Regions from separate parts of the Homo sapiens genome. Here regions 1 and 2 are each linked to region 3. The links are chromatin loops, found by intact Hi-C in ENCODE. Cell type or tissue: heart left ventricle. All regions are shown on one strand.

Region 1 (8,000 bases), 150 kb before region 3:
AAAAAAATTAGCCAGGCATAGTGGCATGTTCCTATAATCCAGCTACTTAGGAAGCTGTGGCAGGGGATCCCTTGAGCCCAGGAGTTTGAAGCTGAAGAGAGCTATGATTGTGCCACTGTGCCCCAGCCTGGGCAACGGAGCAAGACCCTGTCACTTAAAAAAAAAAAAAAATTAAAAGCCAGGCCAGGCATGATGGCTCACGCCTGTAATCCCAGCACTTTGGAAGGCTGAGGCGGGCGGATCACCTGAGGTCAGGAGTTCGAGACCAGCGGCCAACATGGCAAAACCCCATCTCTACTAAAAATACAAAATTAGCCAGGCGTGGTGGTGCAAGCCTGTACTCCCGGCTACTCCAGAGGCTGAGGCAGGAGAATTGCTTGGACCCGGGAGGCAGGGGTTGCAGTGAGCCGAGATGGCACCACTGCACTCCAGCCTGGGCAACAAGGTAGAAACTGCATCTGAAAAAAAAAAAAAAAAAAAGAAAATTAAAAGCTAAAAAATAACAGACGCTGGGGAGGCTTTGGAGAAAAGTGAATGCTTATACACTGTTGGTGTGAATGTAAGTTAGTTTGACCACTGTGGAAAGCTGTTTGGAGATTTCTCAAAGAACTTAAAACAGAACTACCATTCAACCCAGCAATTCTATACTAGGTATATACCTGAAAGAAAACAAATCATCCTGTCAAAAAGACACATGCACTTGTATGTTCATCTCAGCACTAGTCACAATGGCAAAGCCATGGAATGAACCTATGTGCCCATTAATGCTAGATTGGATAAACAAAGTGTGATATATATATACACCATGAAATACGACACAGTCATAAAAAAAATGAAATCATGTCTTTTGCAGCAACATGGACGCGGCTGGAGGCCATCATCCTAAGCAAATTAACACAGGAACAGAAAACTAAATACCGCATATTATTCTCACAAGTGGGAGCTAAACATTGGGTATTCATAGACATAAATATGGCAACAATAGATGCTGGAGACTACTAGAGGGGGTCAGGGCCCAGGGTTGAAAAACGTAACTATTGGGTACCATGCTTAGTACCTGGGTGACAGGATCAGTTGTACTCTATACCTCAGCATCATACAATATACCCAGGTAACCAACCGGCATATATACCCCTGGATCTAAAACAAAAGTAGAAATTTTAAAAAATTAAATGTAAAATAATAAAACATAGTACCATGTTGCATCATGGGAGAGAAAAAAAGTGAGGGCAGGGCTGGTCCAGCTCTTTCTGGTAGAATGTGTCTGATTGTTTGGTAGTCATAAAAACCTTCTGCTACTTTCTTTTTTGGGTGTTTTTTTGTTTGTTTGTTTGTTTGAGACAGTGTCTCACTCTGTCACCCAGGCTGGAGTGCAGTGGCACTATCTCGCTCACTGCAGCCTTCGCCTCCCAGGCTCAAGTGATTCTCCTGCTTCAGCCTCCCGAGTAGCTGGGATTACAGGTGCCTGCTACCACACCCAGCTAATTTTTGTATTTTTTAGTAGAGACGGGGTTTCACCATGTTGGCCAGGCTGGTCTTAAACTCCTGAGCTCAGGTGGTCCACCTGCCTTAGCCTCCCAAAGTGCTGGGATTACAAGCATGATCCACCGCACCTGGCCTCCTGCTACTTTGAAGTTAGACTCTCCTTGCCCGAAGTGACTGGCCCTTTTCCATCTAGCTCCAGAAGATCTATGCTTATCTTTTTCAATGGACCTAATAGTCATTAATGGACCTTGATTCTATAAACTAGCCAGAGGTGACCCATGGGCCTAAGAGATGTGTGTCCTTGTCTAGGACCCAAGTCACTGGGCCACACCGACATGCACTTGCTCTCCAGCTATACCCCCATTTCACAGGGTGACTCATTGCCTTCCTCCATCTTCACCAAGATGGCTCCTTCTTGAAGAAAACCAGGCCATTTCAGTATGCCTACCCTCACTGAGAATATGTAAGGAGGAAAGAACAGGTCTCTGCCTGAGGGATGGGGACTGAGTTAGGATGAGCTGGGACTTCTCTGCACACAAATGGAAGTTTAAACTGAGATGGCCCTCTGCTGAAGGGGAGTGCAAATCAGACAGCCAAGGAGAGTGCTTGAGTATTTCACAAAGTCTTCAAAGCACTGCTTCCCTAAATATTAAAATATTTCACTATAAAAAGATGGGGTGGGAACCATTTGATAAAGTAAGATTTGGTCACACCAGTTAAAGGAATAGCTAGTAAACACTTCTGCTGACCTCAGGTGATCCACCTGCCTTGGCCTCTCAAGGTGCTGGTAAATACTTCTCAAACCCATTTGACCACAGAGTTAAGGAGCATTCTTTCATAGAGCATCTCCTTCTTTCATAGAGCATTTCCCAAAATATAGAATGTATTTTTGGAAAAACTAGATTAAGGTCATTAGAAAAATTACAAAGAATTTTTTTTTTTTGAGTCAGAGTCTTGCTCTGTCATCCAGGCTGGAGTGCAATGGCTCGATCTTGGCTCACTGCAACCTCCGCCTCCCAGGTTCAAGGGGTTCTCCTGCCTCAGCCTCCTGAGTAGCTGGGATTACAGGCATGTGCCACCACACCTGGCTAATTTTTGTATTTTTAGTAGAGATGGGGTTTCACCATGTTGGCCAAGCTGGTCTTGAACTCCTGACCCCAGATGATCCACCTCGACTTCCCAAAGTGTTGGGATTACAGGCCTGAGCCACGATGCCGGGCCAAGAAAAGAACCCTTGAAAAGAAAATTCAGAAGCACAGGAAAACTTTATCAAGGATCTGAGTTGAGAGTTTTGCCCTATGTTTCCATTTACTTACCAGAACTTAGGAGTATGCTGGACTCTGAAAGGAGATATAAGAGGGAATATTAAGGATCTAAGTTGAGAGTTTTGCCCTATTTTTCCATTTACTTACTAGAACTTAGGAGTATGCTGGGCTCTGAAAGGAGATTTAAGAGGGAACTTTTCAATGAATATTGATCCATACTTGCAATGAAATAAGTACCAGAAACAAACTGTCCCCCACCCTTGCTTGGGAGCCTCGTAGAAGCTGTGACCCATCCACCTGCTGCATGGCTGTGCTCAGCGTCGTGGAGTTTTGAATCTGAATGCTTTAGAAAGGGCATGTTGGCTCCAGACTCAGCGTCTGCTGTTGATTTTGTCCAACCTGCTTCTCTGATTCATTTAATTTTCTGCCCCCTGTCAGCATTTATGCTTGCAGCCCATAGAATGAAAGCAATCATGGTAATAATAAATGCAGTATAACCTTCTAAGAACCTGTGTCATGCTGTGTGCTACAGATCATTCTTTGTGGGAGGACTGTCTTGCATACCATCAAATGTTTAGCTGCATCTCTGGCCTCTGCCACTAGATGCCAGCAGCAATGCCCCACCCATCCTAGTTGTGACAGTTTAAAATATCTGCGGACAGTGCTAAATGTCTCCTGTGGGGCAATATCTTCCCCAGTTGAGAACCACTGGCATATGTGAAAGCACAGATACATGAAAAAGAGCAGTGGAAGGCCAGGCGCAGTGGCTCACGCCTGTAATCCCAGCACTTTGGGAGGCTGAGGCGGGTGGATCACCTGAGGTCGGGAGTTTGAAACCAGCCTGGCCAACACAGTGAAACCCCGTCTCTACAGAAAATACAGAAAAATCAGCCGGGTGTGGTGCTGGACATGTGTAATCCCAGCTACTCGGGAGGCTGAAAAAAAAAAGCAGCGGCTAGCATGACTATCTGTGGGTTTCATGATGCAGGCATTGATATAGTTTGCATGTTTGTCCCCTCCAAGTCTCCTGTTGAAATGGGATTTCCAACGCTGGGGGCTGGGGCCTGGTAGGAGGTGACTGGATCATGGGGGAGGATCCCCCGTGAATGGCTGAGCTCCAACCCTTTGGTGATAAGTGAGTTCTTGCTTAGTTAATGCGAGGTCAGGTTGTGCAAAGGTCTGGGACCTCTCCCCTCTAGCTCTCCTCGTGCCATGTGAAGTGCCTGCTTCTGCTCCCTTTTTGCCTTCTGCCACGAGTGAAAGCATTCTGAGGCCTCCCGAGAAGCCAGGCAGGTACAGGTACCATGCTTCCTGTACAACCTGCAGAACAGTGTGCCAGTTAAACCTCTTTTCTTTGTACATTACCCAGTCTCAGGTATTCTTTTTTTTTTTTTTTTTTTTTTTTTTTTGGAGACAGTCTCGCTCTGTCGCCCAGGCTGGGGTGCAGTGGCATGATCTCCGCTTACTGCAAGCTCTGCCTCCCGGGTTCACGCCATTCTCCTGCCTCAGTCTCCCAAGTAGCTGGGACTACACCACGCCCGGCTAATTTTTTTGTATTTTTAGTAGAGTTTCATGGGGTTTCACCATGTTAGCCAGGATGGTCTCGATCTCCTGACCTCGTGATCCGCCCGCCTCGGCCTCCCAAAGTGCTGGGATTACAGGCGTGAGCCACCGCGTCCGGCCAGGTATTTCCCTATAGTGACACAAAAGCCTGAATAACACAGGAATAGATGAAGAATGGTCTCAAATACGCATCAAGGTGTTTAGGCGTTATCCTTTGGACAACGAGAAATTATTTGAGTGTTTCAAGCAGATGTTATGTATTTGCCACTGGATACCTCTGTGTGCAGGATATACTTTAGGGGTAGACAACTGAGGAGGTGAGAGTAGTCTAGAGTCAAGGCCCTAAGGTGTGACTCAGTACAGCAGAAGGGGACCTCAAACTTGGCATGCCCTAAAAAACCCACTATGCGACCAGACGCGGTGGCTCAGGCCTGTAATCCCAGTACTTTGGGAGGCCAAGGCTAGTGGATCACTTGAGGTCAGGAGTGAGAGAGACTGAAGAAGTGGAGTTGACAGGACCTACCAGCAAGGGTGGAGGGGAGAGAGGAGCCAAGGGCGACTCAGTTGTGCTTCAGTGACAGGGAACTCATTGGCATGAGTTGGAAGAGGAGATACAGGAGGGGGAACCTGTCTGAGGGAGAGCATAATGGGATTGTTTATTTGAGGCAGGGTCTCACTCTTTTGCCCAGGCTGGGGTATAGTGGCGCGATCTCAGCTCACTGCAACCTCTGCCTCCTGGGTTCAAGCAATTCTCCTGTCTCAGCCTCTTGAGTAGCTGGGATTACAGGCACGTACCACCACACCTGGCTAATTTTTGTATTTTTAGTAGAGATGGGGTTTCACCATGTTGGCCAGGCTGGTTTCGAACGCCTGACATCAAGTGATCCACCTGCCTCAGCCTCCTGAGTAGCTGGGATGACAGGCGTACACCACTATGCCTGGCTAATTTTTGTATTTTTAGTAGAGACGGGGTTTCACCATGTTGGCCAGACTGGTTTCGAACTCCTGACATCAAGTGATCCACCTGCCTTGACCTCCCAAAGTACTGGAATTACAGGCGTGAGGCGCTGTGCCTGGCCGCATAGTAGATTTTTTAGGGCAGGCTGAGTTTGAGGTGGCTGCAGGACACCCAGCTGCAGCTGGGCAGGAGTTGAGGGTCTGAGCTCAGAAGAGAGATGGAGATTGAGGAGCTGGTGGCTCTTACTTGGTTGCTGTAGCTATGGAAGTAGATGGGATAATCCAGGTGACAGGAGGGAGGAACGAAGAAGCTGGTACCCCTCCAAGGCCCACCCTGGCCTGGCAGGAGGAATGAGACTGAAAAGGGGGCCAGAGAGCTGGAGGCAGCTCTGTCCACTAGAGGCTTATGGCTCATGGGACAGATTTGACAGCTAAGAAACAGATCTGTATACAATGAAGGCCCCAGAGCATGATGGTGTCAGTGTATGCTGCCGGCGTTGTGTGAGTTGAGGGTGTGTGAACTCCAGGAGGGCTGGATGGGAGGGGAGGGGTGGGCCACAGCCGCACGGAGCTTTCTCAGGTGTGATTCTGAACCCTTTCCATTAATGGCAGAAGTTGGAAGGGAGCTGCCTCCCCAAATTTGCAGGCCAAGGTCCTCCCCGCTTGCACAATTGGCAGGGTGTTCCCCATCAGTGCTGACATTATCATCTCCCATCAAGGGGCAGGAAAACAAACCTTGTTTGCTTTCATAACTTTCTGTGTGTGATTTTTGACTGGGGGATGGGAAAAGGGGAGAAGGAAATGTTAGTGCTTCCTGTTGTTTTTAAGACCATTTATGAATTGCATTTTATGGTCTTTTCATTTTGTGACATCAAGCATATGAAGCATGATAGCCATAGAACTGGCCAATGAGAAAATGTAAAGAAAACCAAACCGGGTGCAGTGGCTCATGCCTGTAATCCTTGTACTTTAGGAGGCCGAGGCAGGCAGATCACCTGAGGTCAGGAGTTCGAGACCAGCCTGGCCAACATGGTGAAACTCCGTCTCTACTAAAAATACAAAAATTAGCTAGGCGTGGTGGCGTGTGCCTGTAATCCCAGGTACCCGGGAGGCTGAGGCAGGAGAATCGCTGGAACCCAGGAGGCGGAGGCTGCAGTGAGCCAAGATTGCACCACTGCACTCCAGCCTGGGCGACAGAGCAAGACTCTGCCTCAAAAAAAGAAAGAAAGAAAGAAAGAAAGAAAGAAAATCCAGGCTCCATTGACTTCACACACTTAATATAAAAGTTCTCATTTTAATAAATTTAAATGTATAGTTTTGTGGCATTAAGTACATTCACACTGTTGTGTAACCATCACCACTATCCATCTCCAGAAGGCTTTTCCTCTTGCAAAACTGAAACTCTGGATCCATTAAGCAGTAACTTCCCATTCCTCCTCTCCCCAGCCCCTGGCAACCACCATTCTACTTTCTGTCTCTGTGAATTTTACTATTCTGAGTGCCTCATACGATTAAAATCATATAGGGTTTGTCCTTTTATAACTGGCTTATTTCACTTAGCATAGTGTCCTTTTTTTTTTTTTCTTGTTTTTAAGACAGAGTTTCGCTCTTGTTGCCCAGGCTGGAGTGCTATGGTGCAATCTCGGCTCACTGCAACCTCTGCCTCCAGGGTTCAAGTGATTCTCATGCCTCATCCTCCCGAGTAGCTGGGATTACAGATGTGTGCCACCACGCCTGGCCAATTTTTGTATTTTTAGTAGAGACGGGGTTTCACCATGTTGGCCAGGCTGGTCTCGAACTCCTGACCTCAAGTGATCCACCCACCTCGGTCTCCCAAAGTGCTAGGATTACAGGCCATGAGCCACTGCGCCCGGCCAGCATAGTTTCTTTTCAAAACTCATCCAAGTAGTAGCATGTGTCAGAATTTCCTTCCTTTTTACGGCTGAATAGTATTCCATTGTACATATGTATCACATTTTCTGTATCCATTCATCCATCAGTGGATGCTTAGATGGCTTCCACCTTTTGGTTATTGAGTGGACAGTGCTGCTACAAATATCGAGGGTGTGAATATCCATTCGTGTGTCTGCTTTCGGTTCTTGGGTTTATACCTGGGGTGTCCCTTGGCTTTTGCTGTATGATCGACTCCTGCTGGGGATTTCTGGGATTGCCCTCTTTGTTACCTTTCTGTTTTAGCTTCTGGGAGAATCTTAGGTGTGTCCCTAGGCTGGGCTTTGTGACCCGCTGGACAGCCATTACTGAGCCCCTGCCTACAAAGATCCACACCTTGTCCCCTTGGCACCATCTTAGAGTTTGAATCAGGAAGATTTACGTTGTAACCTCAGTACTTCCACTAATGTGCCCTGTGATGTTGGAAAGCTTCCTCATGTTCCTGTGGGCCTCTGTTTCCACACGAACGCAATGAGAAAGTAGAACTCAGTGATCTTCAGGGTCCCTCCCGGGTGATGGACAGTGAGTGCACAGTGGTCTCCTAAGCCCAGTGACCAAGGAACCAAGGTGGACACGAAGAAGGCAGAGCCCCAGATGCCTGTCATGGATAATGCAATTCAGAAACTTGGGTCGGTTAGGTGGCTTGTGTACTTGCTGAATTCTGGTGTATGCTACGTGGCTCGTTTTGTGAGTAAATGTAGCAGTAATTCCCCTTAAAGCAAAACTATATGTTATATATTATCCACCCTTCGTTGAGAGAATGGGACAAAGAGAGGCAGG
Region 2 (8,000 bases), 250 kb before region 3:
GTGTCCGTGTGTTCTCATTGTTCAACTCCCACTTATGAGTGAGAACATGCGGTGTTTGGTTTTCTGTTTCTGTGTTAGTTTGCTGAGAATGATGGTTTCTAGTTTCATCCATGTCCCTGCAAAGGACATGAACTCATCGTTTTTTATGGCTGCATAGTATTCCGTGGTGTATATGTGCCACATTTTCTTTATCCAGTCTATCATTGATGGGCATTTGGGCTGGTTCCAAGTCTTTGCTATTGTAAATAGTGCTGCAATAAACATATGTGTACATGTGTCTTTATAGTAGAATGAGTTATAATCCTTTGGGTATATACCCAGTAATGGGATGATTTATTATGATTTATATGTGTACATACACAAACTTTTTTTCACGCAATCTTTTTTTTTTTTTTTTTTTTTTTGAGAGAGCGTCTCACTTTGTCACCCAGGCTGGAGTGCAGTGGCATGATCTCAGCTCACTGCAACGTCTTGTGCTCAAGTGATCCTCCCACCTCAGCCCCCCAAGTAGCTAGGACTACAGGTGCACACCACCACACCTGGCTAATTTTTTTATAGTTTTTTTTTTCCCAAATCAATAGGTCTTTTATTGCATCATTTAAATATCACATATAGGTCTTAGGAAGCATCCGGCATCTTGTTTCTGTAGCTGGACAACTCTTAGATCTTATTAATCAGCCTCCTGAATGGTTCGTTTTTTCAGAGACATAGATACCATCCAAAAATTTCCTGATATCCTTGTTTTTAACCTTGTGGCTTGCTGAATCAAAGCCACTGAATTTGAAACAAGCTCAATGTCATTTCCTTCAAGGATTAATTCATCTTTCTGAGTTTGAGATACTGAACAAGGAACACCTGGCCTCATCCAAATCCTGCAGATGTATTTTTCACCCAAGAAATTTCAGATTTCAACAGAAGACCAATTCTCCTGGATAATGATGTTGATGGGGAAGTGCACATACACAGACCTCATCTTGTAACGGAAGCCCAGTGTGACACCCTTGATCATGTTCTGTGCATAACTACAAATAGTCTGAACGGTGGCCAGCTCCTTTCTGTTACCCCACCATTTGTCAACCCGGGGCCTCTTTTTTTTCTTTCCGAGAAGACTGAGTTCTACGTTGATGTGATTGAAGTCCCTCCGCAGGGTTCCTCTGGGGCCCTTCACAATAACTGTGCATCCCTTTAGAGTAATATTGACATTTTCTGGAATGTTGACAGTCTGATTGCTGAGAATGGTCTTCATTCTCGCAGTAGACGTGGCAAAAAAAAAAAAAAAAAAAAAAAAAAAAGCAAGCATCTTTTGTGGCTCACGCCTGTAATCCCAGCACTTTGGGAGGCCAAGGCAGGTAGATCACGAGGTCAGGAGATCAAGACCAGCTGGGCCAAGGCATGGTGAAACCTGTCTTTACTAAAAATAGAAAAAAATTAGCTTGGTATGGTGGCGTGCACCTGTAATCCCAACTACTTGGGAGGCTGAGGCACAAGAATCATTTGGACCCAGGAGGCGGAGGTTGCAGTGAGCCAAGATCGCGCCATTGCACTCCATCCTGGGAGACAGAGTGAGACTCTGTCTCAAAACACAAACAAGCAAAACAAACAAAGCAGAAAGTTTGGCCGGTAACAGAAGTAACACTCAGAAAAATACTCCAGCTGACCTAGAGGAAAGCAAATAACCTCCACTGTCAACTGCAGATGGAGAAGTGCAACCTCTAGGAACTGAAAGCAGTCCCTGATTGGCAACTCACAGGAAAAAGATACCTCAGGCCTACAACCACAAAGAATTGAACTCTGCCATCAAGCGGTGAGCTTGGAAGATATAGGAGCAGGAAAACCACCTCCATCCTCTTACGGTCCTGAGAATTGAGATAAGATAGATTACAGGAAAAAAGCATACACATTTCTTTACAGATGTTTTACAGGAGTCCTCCTAAAATAATGAAGACCCAAAGAAGCAGTTATTGTCAGTTTCTTCCATTCTGGATTGGACGCAATAGTAAACTGTGAACATGTGTAAGGCGAAGGGGCTTGCACTAGGATAGTAAATAGGGTAGGAAAATAGCTAGGAAGAGAAAGGCTTGTTTGTACAGAATTTCCTTGACCTCAACTTTCTCGTCCTTGATGGCAAGGATGTTGCATCTTACTAGTATAGGGAGGGCGTCTTTCACATGGGAATTTAATCTTCTGATTTTAAGAAACAGCATGAAGGTCAAAGTGATCTTTTTGCACCTGCTGTTTTTCAAGTGCCTTTAACTTAAATAATCAGTATTCCAGGATAGCATATTTTAACTCCTTCAAAAAGGTCCCTGAGCCCCAGATGAGATTGTTGGCAGCTCCAGTCAACACAAGCCCAGCCATGCCATAGCTGTATTCTTACCTACAGAACCGTGAGCTAATAAATGGGTATTGCTCCAAAGCTTCTACATTTGTGGTAATTTGTTACGTAGCAATAGAAAACAAATATAATGGCAACATGCAATTTAGTACTTGATCCCTCTCCTGTCATTTACTCATTGTTTTGCATGTATAAATCTTGCCTTCCTTAACCAGATTATAACCTCCCTGAGAACCAGACCAAATTTGATGTTTTTTCTGCATAGCCAAATTATCTACCATGCCATAGGGGCTACACTGGGAGGAAGGTGGGGTGAGTGTTTAACATCCTGGCTTTAGAATCAGCCTGCCTTGATCCTTTTGTAGTTCGTGAGTATGATGACTGGGTGTTCACGGCCGTGTGTGAGATGTGCCACCCTCAAACCTTGTTGCAATGTCAGTGCATTACCTGTCTAACCTGAAAAAAAAAAAAAAGAATCAGACTGTCTTGGCTTAAATCTTGGCTTAAACTTTCTAAGCTTTAGTTCCCTCATTTTAAAATGGGAATAAAATGCGTTAGGAAAATTATGGAAAGATACACAAACATTGTTATCAGCAGTTACTTCAGAGGGAACGATTGCAGGATCAAATATCATAGGAGGTTTTTAGGATTAAATGAAATGATGCTTAGAAAGTTCTTAGGACAGTGCATGGCACATGGTAAAGCTCTATTAATACTAGCTCCGTGTTTGTAGAAAAACAGACCCTTTGACATGCTCGCCCTTCCTGCAGTTCCATATGTGCTAAATTTGTTTAGTATCACATGACACTGGCCCTGTCTCCCTACACACGCCCACGCATCCCCACCTCCACCTCCTGGCCACCCACCAGGGATAGATAGACTAAACCCAGCCATTAGACTTGACTGACAACCAGTTTAATCTCCTGAAAATCTGGAATCAAGCCAGTGAGAGACCACGCTGCTTTGCTGTGTGGGATGAGCTGGAACACCAAACGGAACCACATCTGGATTCATGTCCAGAAAGAGTCAGAGCCACATGCCCGTACTACAGTTACAGAATGGCAGACGTCAAGAGGAAGCTGGTTTCTTTAGAGGAACACAGAGTGGACATGCAGAAAAGGACAGGGATGAAAGACAGTGTCCCCAGAAAAAGGGATGGGACAGTACCTTCCAGGGGCTGGCAGTTTCCAGCACCAGTTCCCACAGTGCCTAGCTGGACTTGTTTCCCCAAGATCTCCATGTCCTCATAAGTGTCCTTTGCAAACAAATAAGCCCTAGCCAAAGAAAGGCTGCTGTGGGTGACAAATCAGACAGTCGGTCATGTTCTAATACATCCTGGGACACCGGGCTCTGGTGCTGACTCCACATCAATGTACAAGACAATTAAATGGTATTTGTAGTCTTTTTCCAGACCTTTTTTCAACTGTCAGCACAGTTGAATTCCCAGTGGCCTCTGGAGGGCACTATTCAGTTAAGTTTATTCCACGGTAGTGAGCACTACACCAGCAGAGCATTTAAGGAAAAGGTGTTTGAAATAATAGTTACCATTTCCTGAGTACCAACAACATGCTAACCACGGTGCTGCTTGCTTTACGTATATTGTATCTTAAACAATCACAACGGCTGTTTCCATCCAGCAATTGGAGATTGTTTTCGAGCATGGTTACTTGTTTCCACAGGCATGCTATTAACAGGTGTCAAGCAAAAGGAAAGCTTTTTTTTTTTCCTCTTTTAATGAACAGGAAGACTGAGTTTACAGCTCCTGATGCGAACCAGTTCAAGTTCAGTTGCCCCTCAATGTACTCCTTTTTAATTAGAAAAACAACAAATGTAGCACCATTGCAACACAGAGGGGAAAAGATATTTGGTACGGGGGTATAAATATCTGGGTCCCTCTTCTCTCTCAAGGTGAGGCAAAATGTTTCCTGTCTCCTGCCTTTTATCCATGCCCCCAAGATAATCGTGTTGGTTTCATGCCCGGCTGTGGGCTGCTAGGGAGTGGGAGCTGCTCCACAGGGAAGAAGTTTTTGTTCTCTACCTTGCTCAATGCCACCGTGGTGGGGAGGGTAGGAGTGAGGCTCCAAACCTTTTCAGGTAACAGTTCCCTGCAAAGTCTGAAAACAACCACTGACCTGTCTCCCTTTTATTTTTTACAAGATATTTGAGGCCAGCCACGGTGGTTCATGTCTGTAATCTCAGCACTTTGGGAAGCCGAGGCGGGTGGATCATTTGAGGTCAGGAGTTCAAGACCAGCCTGACCAACATGGTGAAACCCTGTCTCTACTAAAAATACAAAAAAAATTAGCCAGCTGTGGTGGCACGCACCTGTATTCCCAGCTACTTGGGAGGCTGAGGCAGGAGAATCACTTGAACTCGGAAGGCAGAGGTTGCAGTGAGCCGAGATCACGCCACTGCACTCCAGCCCGGGTGACAGAACAAGACTCTGTCTCAAAAAAAAAAAAAAGATATATGAAACCTGTTTATTCGATATTATCAATGTAAATTAAAACATTTATCAGATATTACCCAAATGAGCCACATGCATTAGGTATATGCTTCTCATTTACTTCTTACAACATCCCTATGAGGTAAGAGGCGAGTATTATTACCTGCATTCACAGATGAGGAAATATAGGCTGAGAAAGATTGGATAAACCCATCTATTAAGAGACAGAGCCTGGAATCGAGCCGGGGTGACCTGCCTCCAAGACCTGAGTCTTTTTTTGCTGGGATGCTCTGTCAATTGCTACCCATATGCCAAATAGTGTGTCTGTCCCTATAGACAGCACGTCCATTCCCCAGAAAGGAGCGTAACCTTCCTGTAGGCAGCAACAATTCTGTAAGTGGCATCCTGGCCAGGGAACCTTGCTCTTTATTCATGAGGTCACTGTCTTGCCACTTCCCCACTATGGAGGGGTGAACCGGGAATCAGAAAATCTGGGTTCTGAACACTTTCTTAATCTATATTTATTCATTTAAGGATATTTACTGACCACCTACTGTTTCAGCTCTGGAACTGCATATTGGGGAAATACTCTTCTATAAAACATATAAAGTCCCTGGTTTTCTGGGGCCTTTATCCGTGCCTTGGAAAACTGACTTATCCTTGTAGGCGTAATTGTGATTAATAACGATATGAAGGAATTTTTAAAGTAAGCTTTCTTGTTATATAATAGCTTTCCTGAGGCTGGGTGTGGTGGCTCATGCCTGTAATCCCAACACCTTGGGAGGCTGAGGTGGGTGGATCACTTGAGATCAGGAGTTCGAGACTAGCCTGGCCAACATGGTAACACCCCGTCTCTACTAAAAATACAAAAATTAGCTGGGTATGGTGGCATGCGCCTGTAATCTCAGCTACTCAGGAGGCTGAGGCAGGAGAATTGCTTGAACTGAGAGGCAGAGGTTGCAGTGAGCTGAGATCACGCCACTGCACTCCAGCCTGGGTGATAGAGCAAGACTCTGTCTCAAAAAAAATAAATAAATAAAAAAATAAAAATAATTTTAAAATGGCTTTACTGAGATGTTCACCTACTATAAAATTTATCCTTTAAAATGTACAATTGAGTGGTTTTATAGATTCACAGCATTGAATATCACCAATATCTAATTTTAGGACGTTTTTATCCTTCCAAAAAGAAGACACATACCTATTACAGGGATTCTCCATACTCCGCTTCTCCAAGCCCCTGGAAACCTACTTTCTGTTCCTATAGATTTACCTATTCCAGATATTTCAGTACATGGTCTTCTGTACTGAAAGTGTAATGACTTCAGTGCTCATCTGTGTTTCAGTATGATTCAGAACTTTACTTTGTTATATTGCCAAATAGTATTCCATATGTTTAACCACATTTGTTTAACCATCCATCCATTTGTGGACATTTGGGTCATTTCCACTTTTTGACTATTATGAATCATGCTGTGAACATTGGTGTACAAGCTTTTGTGTGAGTATGTTTTCAGTTCTGTTGGATATATATGTAAGAATGGAATTGATGATGATATAGTAACTCTATGTGTAACTTTTTGAGAAATCTCCAAATTGTTTCTCAGGACTATTTTACATCCCCACCAGCAGTGTATAAGGGTTCTAATTTCTCCACATTCCTGCCAACACTTGTGACCTGTCTTTATGAGACCAGCCATCCTAGTGGGTGTGAAGCTGTATCTCACTGTGACTTTGATTTGTATTCTCTAATGATTAATCATGTTGAACACCTTTTCATGTGTTTTTGAACCTTTGTATATCTTTGGAGAGATGTCTATTTATTTTATTTTTTAAGACAGGGTCTTCCGCTGCCACCCAGCCTGGAGTGCAGTGGCATGAGTGCAGTGCAGAGGCTCACTGTAGCCTCAACCTCCTGGGCTCCAGCAATCCTCCCACCTTATTCTCCTGAATAGCCAGGACTACAGGCATACGCCACTACACCTGGCTAATTTTGTAAAAAATTTTTTTGTAGAGACAGGGTCTTGCTGTGTTTCCCATACTGGTCTCAAACTCCTGGCCTCAAGCCATCTTCATGCCTCAGCCTTAGAAAGCACTAGGATTATAAGCATGAGCCACCATGCCCAGCTAGAAATATCTATTTTAATTCTTTACCCACTTTTACATTGAGTTGTAAGAATTCTTTATATAGCCTAGATACAAGTTCCTTAGCAGATATATGATTTGCAGATATTTTCTCAGGCAGCTGCACATATTAAACAATTGCCATGGATTGTTTTCAACAAATAACCTAGGGACAAGGCTACTTTTGCAGCATCAGCTCTGAATCAAGTCAAGTAAGGAGAAACCTTGAAAATGGAGCCTTTCAGAGAGCTGTTGGACAGGTCAAGTAATAACAATTCTGTGAAGATAGAGTTTTTGGGGGCTTCCAAACTTGTTCTGCCTCAGTGGCTGCTAGTGATGTTTCAAGCTTTTGGCTAACTTCCAGAGTTCTGAAAAAGTTGATTTTGGTCATTTTTTCTAGTGTTTTTGTTACTCTTATAGAGGTGTGGATTTTTGGAGGTCTTTATTTTTATCATTCCAGAAGGGCTTTTTCCAGTAAACTTATCTTTGAAATACGATATACGTAAAGGCACATATCAAAAGTATTCAGCTTAGTGAATTTTTTTTTTTTTTGAGACAGTCTTGCTCTGTTGCCAAGGCTGGAGTGCAGTGGCATGATCTCAGCTCACTGCAACCTCTACCTCCCAGGTGCAAGCTATTCTCCTGTCTCAGCAGAGTAGATGGGATTGCAGGCACCACACCTCGCTAATTTTTGTATTTTTAGTAAAAACAGGGTTTCACCATGTTGGCATGGCTGGTCTCAAACTCCTGACCTCAGATGATCCACCCGCCTCGGCCTCCCAAAGTGCCAGGATTACAGGCATGAACCACCACACCCAGCCCAGCTTAGTGAATTTTTATATTAACCATCACCCAAACTGAGAAACAGAACTTAACTAGTATGTCAGAGCCCTCCTTCTTACCTCTTACCAGTTACTAACCCCCCTTTACCAAAGTAAAGTGGTATCCAATAGCTGTAAGAACTTTCCTATCTATGGCTGGGTGTGGTGGCTCATGCCTGTAATTCCAGCACTTTCGGAAGCCAAGGTGAGTGGATCACTTGAGGTCAGGAGTTCAACCTGGCCAACATGGTGAAACCCTGTCTGTACTAAAAAT
Region 3 (8,000 bases):
AGAAAAGGGCGGGGGGGGTAGGTCAGTAGGGAAAAGAGAAAGATAGCCCGCCTATCTACTCCATATAGCCTCCAGGAAGCCATGTTGCCTAGGCCTTGTGTCCAGTGGCTGAGGCTGTGTGTCTGGTGTTAGTGAATGTGGAAATGCTTATGTGTAATGATGGGGTCAGATGATAAGACAGGGCCAAGTGGGAAGCTCAATTTCACTTGACTTTTCTGTCCCCACCTCCACCAGCTCACAAGGAGCCTGGAAAACCCAGAGCCAACAGCCTCGTGACTCTTGGGAGCCATCGGGCTTCTGGGCTCTTCCACAAGCAGGTGACAGTTGCCAGACAAGCCAGTCTCCCCGGAAGCCCACAGGCCCTCCGAAACCCTCTCCTCCGCCAGAGGAAGGTAGGCTGCTACGATGCCAACGATGCCAGTGATGAGGAAGAGTTTGACAGAGAAGGGGACTGCATTTCACTCCCAGGGGCCCTCCCGGGTCCCATCAGGCCTCTGTCAGAGGATGACCCGAGGCGTGTCTCAATTTCCTCTTCCAAGGGCATGGACGTCCACAACCAAGAGGAACGACCCCGGAAAACACTGGTGAGCAAGGCCATCTCGGCACCTCTTCTTGGTAGCTCAGTGGACTTAGAGGAGAGTATCCCAGAGGGCATGGTGGATGCTGCGTCCTATGCAGCCAACCTCACGGACTCTGCAGAGGCCCCCAAGGGGAGCCCTGGAAGCTGGTGGAAGAAGGAACTGTCAGGATCAAGTAGCGCACCCAAATTGGAATACACAGTCCGTACAGACACCCAGAGTCCGACGAACACTGGGAGCCCCAGTTCCCCCCAGCAGAAAAGTGAAGGCCTGGGCTCCAGGCACAGACCAGTGGCCAGGGTAAGCCCCCACTGCAAGAGATCCGAGGCTGAGGCCAAGCCCAGTGGCTCACAGACAGTGAACCTGACTGGCAGAGCCAATGATCCATGCGATCTGGACTCGAGAGTCCAGGCCACTTCTGTCAAAGTGACTGTCGCTGGCTTTCAGCCAGGTGGAGCTGTGGAGAAGGTAACTGACTTTCTCTTAGTTACTTGGAATGGAAGTGCATGAATATGTGTGAGTGAAGATGGAGTCTGTTGTAAAGCATGGGTAAGCTGCCAGTGGGAAAGGATGATGGCTGGAGAATTATCTTTCAACAGAGTCAGTCACTTAAATACCTGGACTGCTTGGAAGCCTTTTTTTTTTTTTTCTTGGAGATGGAGTTTCGCTCTGTCACCCAGGCGGGAGTGCAGTGGCGCAATCTCAGCTCACTGCAACCTCCGCCTCCCAGGTTCAAGCGATTGTCCTGTCTCAGCCTCCCGAGGAGCTGGGACTACAGGCGCACACCACCACGCCTGGCTAATTTTTGTATTTTTTAGTAGAGACAGGGTTTCACCATATTGGTCAGGCTGGTCTCGAACTCCTGGCCTCAGGTGATCCACCTGCCTCGGCCTCCTGAAGTGCTGGGATTACAAGCGTGAGCCACCGCACCCAGCCTAGGGAGCTTATTAATGTATCAGCAGGTTAGTCATGAGATCATTTGGCCAGAAGATACTATAGAATCTCTGTCTTACCTGTACACAGCACCTGTGGCTAATGATGGAAAGGCAGTGTGGCACAGGGAAAGTAAAACCATGGGCCTGGCATGAGCTCCACTGCTGACTAGTTGGCACTGGTCGAGTTACAACTTGGGCAAGTTATTAAACATTTCTGAGCTTAGTTCTCTGGGCTGGTGCTCTCTGCCTTGGTCATCTCACAGAGCTGGAGGGACCATCAAATATATGTTAACAGTGATTCCCTCCAGCTGATAAGGTTATGAGTGATCCTTATATTTTTCCAAATTTCTACATTGGTTATATATAATTATAGCCACTCATAACCTTGCTGTGGTATCATATGGAATAACAGGAATGCATTCACTTAGAAATTGATAATGTACCACATTAAATGCAAGTTAATATTGGTTATGTTACTACTTGGTTACGAGTATGTTAGAATATCAAATTGTTCATTTTTAAAAATGTTCAATATACCTCTACTTTATCAAGGAGACAGTACGAGAAATCAATGTTGTTTATAATCTCCTTAACATAAATAACTTCTCTCTCTCTCTCGCTGAACAAAGAATCTGAGATGACTTATAAAGCCATATTATTATAGATGTGTGTTCAAGTGGTTTATATAAACATATATGTCAATAGACCTGGAAAATGCTAAGTCATAAAAACTATACCAGGCAAAAGTCGTTTTTTTAACCTTATTTTTGTTTTAATAGAAATGCACATCTTTTTTCCTTCTCCTCAAATATCATATTTTACCTCCAACCACTACCTGTGTTTTAAAATATAATGTTTGGCCATTGGGTAAATTTCTTCTTTTAAAAAGCATCGGCCGGGCACAGTGGCTCACGCCTGTAATCCCAGCACTTTGGGATGCTGAGGCAGGTGGATCACCTGAGGTCAGGAATTAGAGACCAGCCTGGCCAACATGGCAAAACCCCGTCTCTACTGAAAATACAAAAATCAGTCAGGTGTGGTGGTGTGCACCTGTAATCCCAGCTACTCGGGAGTCTGAGGCAGGAGAATCTCTTGAACTCGGGAGGTGGTGGTTGCAGTGAGCTGAGATCGTGCCACTGTACTCCAGCCTGGGTGACAGAGCAAGACTCGGTCTCAAGAAAAAAAAAAAAAAAAAAAAACAAATCACAAGTTTTGGATAACTGTATAAAGGCAAATTAGGGTTTTTATTCATAATAATTTATATCTATTAAAATAAGAGTTTTGTAATTCTAAGTTAATACTCTCAGAATGAACTTTTGAGCAGCATTTGAAACTTGTACAAGACTAATTTTTCTCATAAAAATTTTAGTTACAAAATTTGATTTTATTTATATCTGAGAAAGAAAATAGAATGGATTGCTATAAAGTATATGTCCTCAAATATTGGAAGAAAAAACCTTCCTCTTTTGGTACGTGAGTTAAATTCTGTTTTTATTTACTACTTGATTTAAATTGAAGTGAAATTCATATAACATGAAATTAACCATTTTGAAATGTACAAGTCAATGGCACTTAGTACATTCAGAATGCAATATGACCCACCACCTCTGTCTAGTTCTGAAACTCCTCTACTGTTTTTATGTTACATTTGTGTTACTAATAAATAGAAAATTAACTGAGTTAAACTCTATCTAGGTTTCCCTCAGCTGGTAACTGACATTTTATGAAAAGATTTCTTACCAAAGCTGCTGAAAGACATATTATCCCTTTCACCTCTGTGCTCTGCTGCCACCTTTGGGCCACTTTATCACTCACAATGGATAAATTTCACATGAAGCTGATTTAACTGTTAGTTTTAGAATTTCATTGCATTGAATGTTAGGTAGAAGAAGAGAAAGTAATGGACACTTAGCCAAAGTGAAGTCTTGAAATATGAAATGTCAATTTTGTTTATCCAGATTCGTTCATTCCCTCACTACCAAACTAAGGAGTTAGTGTTATAGTCTTGGATATCTCTATGCAATATAATAACAATACCTTACATCTGTCTAGCCTTATATGTGCTGTTTTTATAACTGTTCTCATTTAATCGTCTTCTTTTAAGCTCTATGAGTAAGACTGGGAATGTTTTATGCCCATTTTAGAGTTGAAAAAAATGGAGGCTTGGGGAAGAATGATATGACCATTTAATTCCTAGCAGACCTTAAACCCACAATCTGGATCTGCTGGCTCCTAGTCCAGGGCCCCTTTGCCTTTTCCTGAACTAGCTCTGCTCTCTATATATGATCTCATCTTACGGTGCAGAAAGCCTGAAAGTTATTTCAAGTGGCTTGTGGTTGTCATTGTGCCAGGAATCTCTGGGAAAGCTGACCACTGGAGATGCTTGTGTCTCTACCAGCTGTGAACTAGCCAGTGCTCTGTCCCATCTGGATGCCAGCCACCTCACAGAGAACCTGCCCAAAGCTGCATCAGAGCTGGGGCAACAACCCATGACTGGTAAGATTATTTTCCCATTTGTTAATCTTAAAGTAGGTGGGGAGATACCCTAATGAAAGCATTATACAGGCCAGGCGCAGTGGCTTACACCTGTAATCCCAGCACTCTGGGAGGCCGAGGTGGGCGGACCACTTGAGGTCAGGAGTTTGAGACCAGCCTGGCCAACATGGTGAAACCCCATCTCTACTAAAAATACAAAAATTAGCCGGGCGTGGTGGTGCGCACCTTTAATCCCAGCTACTTGGGAGGCTGAGGCAGGAGAATCGCTTGAACTGGGTAGGCGGAGGTTGCAGTGAGCCAAGGTGGCACCATTGCACTGCAGCCTGGGCAACAAGAGCAAGACTCTGTCAAAAAAAAAAGAAAAAAGAAAGAAAGGAAATTGATATTTTTAAGGAGAAAAATCTTTTACACAAATTAACATTTAAATACTGCCTGCATTTAGCACCTTTACTATATCATTGTGCCTAAACTCATCGTTTTCATGCCATGTTGAACACATCCATTTTCAGTCAGTTGACCCTTTTTACCCTTTTGTGACACCAACAAGACATGAGATGAATCAAAAGGACTTCCCACCCATCAAAATCACAGCACTCTGCCTACGTGAAATCAAATGCACTGAGAAATGGCAACAAAAACCTCCACAAAGGACAAGTGAAATGATACTGAAAAACCACACATAAGTGTTGATGAGAGATTAAGTAACATCGTGGAGGCAGAAGTTATCTCAGTATTTATTTAGGTGCCAGGTGCAGTGGCTCATGCCTGTAATCCCAGCACTTTGGGAAGCTGAGGCAAGTAGATCATGAGGTCAGGAGTTTAAGACCAGCCTGGCCAACATGGTGAAACCCCATCTCTACTAAAAAGACAAAAAAATTAGCTGGGCATGGTGGAGCACGCTTATAATCCCAGCTACTCAGGAGGCTGAGGCAGTAGAATTGCTTGAACCCGGGAGGTGGAGGTTGCAGTGAGCCAAGATCATGCCATTGCACTCCAGCCTGGGCTATACAGTGAAACTGTGTCTCAAAAATTAAAAAAAAAAAAAAAAAAAAAGGAAATTAGTTAGATGTGGTGGCATGTGGCTATACTTTGGAGGCTAAGACCAGGAGGGTTACTTGAACCTAGGAGTTTGAGACTGCAGTGAGCTATGATCACGCCACTACACTCCAGCCTGGGTGACAGAACTAGACCCAATCTCTGGGAAAAAAAAAAAAGTGTGGGGTGTGTATGTGTGTATGTAAAATTTGGCTACCCATCATCTAGTAGTTGAACAAAATAATATTGTAAAACATGATTTTTAAAAATCAACTGAATTAAGTGACTTTGCTTCCTTGTTAGTGGAGACCTTTATTGAAATTTTGGATTCTGGTGGGGCGCGGTGGCTCATCATGCCTGTAATCCCAGCACTTTGGGATGCCAAGGGGGGGCCGATCACTTGAGGTCAGGAGTTCAAGACCAGCCTGGCCAACATAGTGAAATCTCGCCTCTACTAAACATAAAAAAATTAGCGGGTGTTGTGGTGCATGCCTGTAATCCTAGCTTCTCAGGAGGCTGAGACACGAGAATTGCTTGAACCCAGGAGGCAGAGGTTGCAGTGAGCTGAGATTGTGCCATTGCACTCCAGCCTGGGGGACAGAGTGAGACTCTGTCTCAAAAAAAAAACAAAAAAAAAACAAAAAAAAAAAAGGAAATCTGGATTCTAAACTTGCACTCTGTGGGTAGGGGACACTCTTCTCAGTGGCTGGTGATGACTGTGATCCCACTTGTCGAGCTCTGTGGGAGTCCCGGCAGTCCTCCGCAACTGTCGGCTGGTTGTTACTGTCTCAGCGCCTGCCTTCTGATTGGTTAGCAAACTACGGTGGTAGACAGAAAAAAGATAGCCTTCCTTTTTAGGGCTGTCCTACAAAATAAAAATGTGGGCCGGGTGCCGTGGCTCACACCTGTAATCCCAGCACTTTGGGAGGCTGAGGTGGGTGGATCCCCCGAGGTCAGGAGTTCGAGACCAGCCTGGCCAACATGGTGAAACCCAGTCTCTACTAAAAATACAAAACAAAATTAGCTGGGCATGTTGGCGGGCGCCTGTAATCCCAGCTACTTGGGAGGCTGAGGCAGGAGAATCGTTTAAACCCAGGAGGCAGAGGTTGCAGTGAGCCGAGATCGAGCCATTGCACTCCAGCCTGGGCAAAAAGAGCGAGACTCCGTCTCAGAAAAAAAAAGAAAAAAGTGAAACCCCAGAATATCTATCCCATACCCTGATGGCTACTCACAGAAAAAATACAGGCCCCTGATGTCTCTGTTCTGTGATCCGAGGCTCTTTGTTCCTTTGTTAGTGATGAGGCTGTTACTGTGGGTTCTGGTTTCTCTTTCGGGTTCACATTCACTTGCTGGACAAACACTAACAAGCATTTTTTTGTTAGCAATTTGACTTTACTGCAAAGAGTGTTAAAAAGGGTTCTATTTGGCCGGGCGCAGTGGCTCACACCTGTAATCCCAGCACTTTGGGAGGCCAAGACGGACGGATCACAAGGTCAGGAGATCGAGACCATCCTGGCTAACACAGTGAAACCCCATCTCTACTAAAAATACAAAAAATTAGCCAGACGTGGTGGTGGGCACCTGTAGTCCCAACTACTCAGGAAGCTGAGGCAGGAGAATGGTGTGAACCCGGGAGGTGGAGCTTGCAGCGAGCTGAGATCACACCACTGCACTCCAGCCTGGGCAACAGAGCGAGACTCCATCTCAAAAAAAAAAAAAAAAAAAAAAAGTGGGGGGTGAGGGGTTTCTATTTGAGGGAGATGAAGTTACATTGAGGCAGCCTTCAATGTCACCTTTCAAAGTAAGGCTTCATTTGAGGCCAGTATCTTCATACATTTTAAGAGTGCATGTTCTACATAATGGTCCTCTGGAAGTTTTCTTGGAATCCAGATTTGCTTTGGAATAGAAGAGGGACAGCAAAGGGTTGGTTTTTTTCACTAAACCAACATTTCCTATTTGCAACCTCATGCAGTACATTCTTTCCTTTCTTGCCACTGAGGAATTTCTTATTCTAGGTAGGCCAGTTTTTGTCAATACTGAGGTTTTCATCAGTGTTAGAAAATGTAGTACATATACACTATGGAATACTATGCAGCCATAAAAAGGAATGAGATCATGTCCTTTGCAGGGACAAGAATGGAGCTGGAAGCCATTATCCTCAGCAAACTAACACAGAAACAGAAAACCAAACACCACATGTTCTTACTTATAAGTGGGAGCTAAACAATGAGAACACATGGACACAGGGAAGGGAACATCACACACTGGAGCCTGTTGCGGATGGGGTGGTGGGGGGAGGGAGAGCATCAGGATCAATAGCTAATGCATGCAGGGCTTAATACCTAGGTCACGGGTTGATAGGTGCAGCAAACCACCATGGCACACATTTCCCTGTGTAACAAACCTGCGCATCCTGCACATGTATCCCAGAACTTAAAAAAAAAAAAAAATACCGCGGGTTTGTACCTTAAGTAAGTGGGTTGCTGCATGTCAAGTTCTCTTGTGTTATAGTGTAGAGAGAATTTCGTCTCCCAGCCCCGTACTCCCTGGAGCTCTGTGCACCTCTGTGACTGTACTGACCCCGGTGGGTGCAGATGTTTGGATGCTTTTCTGCCTTGCCCTCTCTGGATTTCCCATAGATAATGAGCCTTGAGAAAGGTGCAGCTATGTGTCCCTTACACCCACTGAGCAGCCAGGAATGCTAGACCAGGAACTGATTATATTTAACAGGCAATGATATATGTGCTATATTTAGTTAACATGTCAAAACATAATATATTAGTTACCATTTAATTCTTTAAGGGTCCTCGTCAGGATTGATCGAGTTGCAGTGACACACTGGCACCCTCAAGGGCTTTTGGGGTGTATCTGAAATACCCGATTACCGGATCTCTAAAAGATTTTAGAGCTTCTGTCTCCTTTTGTTTAGGTATTTCTCTCTCCTTCCCAATGAAAA

What was found. A loop is a pair of places that touch in the nucleus more often than their neighbours do. Peaks named below come from ENCODE experiments on the same cell type or tissue, not always from the same donor. Only the 100,000 strongest peaks of a DNase experiment are listed, where the experiment ranks them.
Region 1: it touches region 3 in a loop (2.1-fold over the local background); 44 of 110 quality-filtered maps call a loop at or near these places.
Region 2: a loop joins it to region 3, with 9 times the contacts of the local background. A loop is called at or near these places in 93 of 110 quality-filtered maps.

Annotation. Positions count from the first base shown.
Region 1 is chr5:31,926,066-31,934,065 of GRCh38, forward strand. All of the region lies in intron 2 of PDZD2 (PDZ domain containing 2), which reads left to right. Among named protein-coding and RNA genes, the nearest start is that of MIR4279, 6.1 kb to the right of the region's middle. In heart left ventricle, a CTCF peak has its summit at 3,350 (motif pointing right); no DNase peak of the experiment used is centred here.
Region 2 is chr5:31,821,891-31,829,890 of GRCh38, forward strand. All of the region lies in intron 2 of PDZD2 (PDZ domain containing 2), which reads left to right. LOC124901200 (small nucleolar RNA U13) reads left to right here and starts at 2,689; the gene lies at 2,689-2,792. It also overlaps the pseudogene RPL9P17. In heart left ventricle, a CTCF peak has its summit at 3,782 (motif pointing right); no DNase peak of the experiment used is centred here.
Region 3 is chr5:32,073,598-32,081,597 of GRCh38, forward strand. It overlaps PDZD2 (PDZ domain containing 2), which reads left to right. Exons shown (of 25, transcript NM_178140.4): 18 at 235-1,046; 19 at 3,865-4,009. Among named protein-coding and RNA genes, the nearest start is that of GOLPH3, 97 kb to the right of the region's middle. In heart left ventricle, a CTCF peak has its summit at 3,307 (motif pointing left); a DNase peak (open chromatin) is centred at 974; H3K27ac peaks cover 511 bases.